Regions from separate parts of the Homo sapiens genome. Here region 1 is linked to region 2. The links are chromatin loops, found by intact Hi-C in ENCODE. Cell type or tissue: heart right ventricle. All regions are shown on one strand.

The links. Peaks named below come from ENCODE experiments on the same cell type or tissue, not always from the same donor. Only the 100,000 strongest peaks of a DNase experiment are listed, where the experiment ranks them.
Region 1: it touches region 2 in a loop (4-fold over the local background); 3 of 110 quality-filtered maps call a loop at or near these places.

What each region holds. Positions count from the first base shown.
Region 1 is chr17:32,213,882-32,216,381 of GRCh38, forward strand. The region is part of intron 19 of RHOT1 (ras homolog family member T1); the gene reads left to right. Among named protein-coding and RNA genes, the nearest start is that of RHBDL3, 51 kb to the right of the region's middle. In heart right ventricle, no CTCF peak of the experiment used is centred here; no DNase peak of the experiment used is centred here.
Region 2 is chr17:32,268,517-32,271,016 of GRCh38, forward strand. All of the region lies in intron 2 of RHBDL3 (rhomboid like 3), which reads left to right. Among named protein-coding and RNA genes, the nearest start is that of RHBDL3, 3.9 kb to the left of the region's middle. In heart right ventricle, no CTCF peak of the experiment used is centred here; a DNase peak (open chromatin) is centred at 1,124; H3K27me3 peaks cover 1,585 bases.

The sequences.
Region 1 (2,500 bases), 55 kb before region 2:
GCATAGTAAATTATACAATGGCCCTCAAAGAGAAATCAGTACGTTTCGGTCATATCTATTTATAAACTGGTAGTAATTTAATGGTGATGTCAGCACACATCCTGACATCTGGTAATCAAGAATGGAAAGAATGAAAACGACAAGTAGAGGAACCAGTATACTTTTCAAACACTCCTTCCTTATCCCCGTTAGTATTTCAATCATTTATTTAAGAGAAGTACAGTGGAATTTTAGGGGCTGCGTATTGGAGTTTCTTCTAGTTTATGAAAGGTAAGTAAGATAGGTAGGTGGGGGCCAAAAACTCAGTGCCCACAGGTCCCGGATGGATACTGTAAAAGAATGAAGGTGGCCAAGTATAAGAAACAAGGAGAGGTGGGGACTGTGACAGGCACTGTCTAAAAGAGGCAGCCACCACTCAGCTCTGGCCGTTTGTTGTTGTACAGGTCTGGTGTTGCCAGGTTTTCTGGTTTTACAAGAGACTGGAAATCAAGGCTTTGGTGTGAAATTTCCAGATTGTTAGAGATTAGCAATTAATTAACAAATTTTTAAGTACTAATCAGAACAAAGCATGTTTATAGTCCACCAGCTTGCAACCTCAGTCTTAAGGTATGGCCTAGTCATGAAAATAGAGGCCAAGGAAAAGGACACATAGAATGAAAATGTCTCTGGTCCCATCACCACCACCACCACTTTACTCCTTTCCCATGAAAAATTTGAAAAAGTTATTGGGTGGTGGGATGAGAATGGAACCACCTTTCCCTGTTACTTCTCAGGTTTTGGCAGCTGTTACTGGTTGGTCACTATTGGTTTCCTGTGTTAGACATATCCTAATGTTAGGCACAAAAAAGATTGATTGACTAAGTAAAAGTCATTTAAAATTTTTTCACTGTATTTTATTCATAGGGAGGGTTCTCACCTAACACTAGGTCCTAAGTCTTTGTTTTTAGATATCAGAACTACCATGCTTAGTGTTTGATTTAGAATTGTGAAAGAGCAGTTCTAAAAGGCTTGTCTTTTTTTTTTTTTTTTTTTTTTTTTTTTTTGAGATGGAGTCTCACCCTGCCACCCAGGCGGGAGTGCAGTGGCATGATCTCGGCTCACTGCAACCTCCACCTCCCAGGTTCAAGTGATTCTCGTGCCTCAGCCTCCGGAGTAGCTGGGACCACAGGCATGTGCCACTTTGCCCGGCTAATTTTTGTATTTTTAGTTTCGCCATGTCTCAAACTGGTCTCGAACTCCTGACTTCAGGTGGTCTGCCAGCCTCAGCCTCCCAAAGTGCTGGGATTACAGCTGTGAGCCACCGCACCCAGCTGTCATTTTTATTTAAGTAAAAAGTTTCATTGAATGTCTACAAAGAATTAAATTAGTAGACAAGTATTGGTCTCAAATCAGCACATTGTTTTAGTGTGCTTGTAAAAATTTTGGTCACTGAAATAGAAATTACTACCAGATATGATACATGTTTGAGACCACATTCTCTTATTACCCCACTGTCCCCTAACCCCACCTTGATGTGATTTATTCATTCAGAGTACTTAATTTAAGTACCTGCTTTAAATAGGAACCTGCTGTGAACTGGGGCAAAATTTGAAAATGAAGAATATATGGAACCTGCCTTTAAGCATCTTTCTAAATATTATTTCTCTAAGAAAAACATTTTTTAACTTTGGTTATATTTTCAGTGATGTTAGTCCTTCATGCTAAAAAGGAAAGTGCTATATAACCTGATAATGAATTTAGGCAGTTTCAAGAGGTTAATTTCTGCAAGTGTTTTTCCTTTTATGAGAAAAAAATTGTCTTTTTTCCTGAACTTATTTACTAACACGATATATTTTAAGTATAGAAAGAATGAATTAAAAATTTTTATTTCCAATTTAATTGAACGTATATTAACTTTGATGTGTGAGAGTAGTGTTAAACATACATCTATCTCACATGTAATCTTTCTCTTGGTAATTATGAGCTCACTCAGATCTGGATAGGTTTATGTTTTACTTTAGACTAATTTATGAATAACTGGAATTATTTGAATTTGAATACATGTGGAGGATGAGTAACATGTGGTCAGATGATTTTAATCTTTGGGACTGCTTTCATTTCAAGTGGTATAAATTACGTTACTGGAGAAAAAGACCTTTTGAATATATTTTAAATTTTAAATATCTTTTAAATTTGAAAATGATTATATATAGATGAGCTTGATTGTTGGTTTGAACTACCCAGGATTTTTATTTATTAAGTATTTATTACTCTGACTTGAGAACACTCCTGCTTTGCATGAGAATGTTACTAGATTGTAGTGTATCGTGAACTTTAATTTGTCCTTTTTTAGGTGTTTGTTTTCATTTGTTTGTTTGTGTAACTTAGTCATTTTTTGATACTCTCAATCTCCTTCCCAGCTAGGTTTTTGTGTATAATCTCACCACTTCTAACCTGTTATTTAATCAAATATTGCTTATTTTACAGTTTATTCTTTGGGCGTGATTTCCTTTGTGCATAT
Region 2 (2,500 bases):
TTTGAACCTGGAGATGGACATTTGACCTTCAGCAAGGAAATGGTTCTCCTCTTAGCATTCGTGGTGGGTGCTGTTATGTGCTTCCTTCTCCCTCTTTGCCCCATGTTGGAGGATAGTTGAGTGCTATAGTCCTGGGGTGAGAATGATTGTGCCATGAAGTTTGTGCAACTTTAAGAAATTGGTGTGAGTGGGCCAGAGGGAATGTGTTGGGTAGGAGAAGGAGATAAAGCTGAAAAATTAGCTTGAACCAGGACTTCGTTGTAGGCAGGGGAAGCCTTAGAAAGTTTTTTAGCAGGGTTGTTATGTGATCCAAGCCAGGCTTGGGAAAGCTCCAGTGTCTTAGGGGATAAGGAGTGAATGGGCTACGGGGATGAGGGAAGCTAGGCAGGAGCTGCAGCACTGAACAGAGGCAAGAAGGTGACAGTGAGGATGGACGGGAAGAGGGACATGGTGATGGAAGAATTGGAAGATCTTAATAGACCGTAGGTGAGGGGAACCACATATCTAACTTTGAGATTCTGAACCTAGGAGGGAAAGAAGTTGGAGTGGGGCCAGGTGTGGTGACTCACGCTTGTAATCCCAACACTTTGGGAGGCTAAGGCGGGAGGATCACTTGAACCCAGTAGTTCAAGACCAGCCTCGCCAACAAAGTGAGACCTCATCTCTACAAAAAATTAAAAAATCAGCCAGGCATGGTAGCACACTCCTGTGGTTCCAGCTACATGAGAGACTGAGGCAGGAGGATTGCCTGAGCCCAGGAAGTTGAGGCTGCAGTGAGCCACGATCGTGCTACTGCACTCCAACCTGAGTGACAGAGTGGGACCCTGTCTCAAAACAAAAACAAAAAACAAGTTGGAGTGAGGAGAGACGTTTGGCAAAAATGACAACTTTGGTTTGAGACAAGTTCAGTTAGAGGAGCCAGCCGGTTGCAGATGCCGGAGTGGGCGTGATGACACGGAATTGCAGCGCGAAAGGCCTGGGGTGAGGATTTGGGGTGATCATCCACATTAACCACGAGGTCTGGCTGTGGTTTGAAGTTCAAAGCATGCACTGGCTCCTGTCCTGACGGGTAGAGCATCTCTCCCTCTGGCTCCTAAGAGTACAGCAGCTGCTGGCCTGATGCCCCAAGGCAGGAGGGAGCCCGCTGCGCCACTGCCACCACTACCACCAAGCTGCCAGCCCTTCACACCTCCTGCCAGATTTAGAATCAGAACCTAGAACAAAGTGTATCATTCTTTTTTTTTCTCTGTCTGTGTCTATCTTTTTCATTTGATTAATTTCCTTTGCCAGTCCCTGTGTGTATGTGTACATTTTAAAACAAACCATTTGGGTGAAAGGAAGAGAGCTTTTAGTAGGAAGATTTTGGAACTCAAGGGAGCAGAAAGAATGTGTAGCACCTAATAGTAGCTAGTGGTCTATTAAATCGAATTTTTCCAACTGAAGGTAGGTCCTGGGTCCTGGGTGTCACAAAGAGCATACCCCTGCTTCTGGGAGGCCTGCCCAGAATTAATTCTAGGAAAGAAATTAGGCCAGGCACAGTGGCTAACGCCGGTAATCCCAGCATTTTGGGAGGCTGAGACAGGAGGATGGCCTCCCAAAAAGTGAGACCCTTTCTCAAAAAAAAAAAAAAAAAAAAAAAAAGAAGCAAGCAACCCTGATAGATCAAACTGCAGTCATGGATGGGACATGACACCTCTCAGAGTCCCTGTAAGCACAAGTGACTCTGGAGTTCGCCTTCCAGAGATCAATGGCATGGGTGGCTAGAACCAGTCAAGTATCTCCTCCCTCCCTTCTTGGGTCAAGCAGACACCAGTGGTAGCCCAATTTCAAACTGGGATCTGCTAGGGTCTGTTTTCCAGGTGTTAGGGATGGATTAGACCAGTCCCTCCATAATGTCTGGTTCTTCAGCATGTGGAGTAGCCTTGATCTAGCATGACGCCAACTGGACCCCAAGGGCTAGAAGCCATGGTGTTGGTCTTGTTGGTCCTATATGGTCACCGTCGAACTAAATGGCCAGGATACCTTTTGTGGGGACTGGAGGTGATGAAAGCAGGTGACCCCAGTCCCATGGAAGCTTCTGCATCCCCCTCCCTGGCATTGTGGCATCTGGCCCACTCAAGCAGGAGTGTTAGCAGGGCCAATCCATGCCACGCACCCTCACTCCCCCGATTCTTCCCCATGGGTCCCAGAAGTTGCAGCAGGTGGGAGACCTGAGGGTCATCAGTTCAACTCGGTATGTTCCATGTGTTCATGTCCTGTTCAAACTTCTTCTTGAGGGAATCGTCTTTTCATATTTTGGAGATCTTGATGGTTTTCCTAAATATTTAAGTAGATTTAAAATTTACCATAAATATTAGTCTGTTGTTATAGTATAATATCGTAGTAAAGATGTTTTATTTTTCTGACTGGGTGCTCACACCTGTAATCCCAACACTTTGGGAAGCCAAGGTGGGCAGATCGCTTGAGCCCAGGAGTTAAAGACCAGCCTGGGCAACATAGC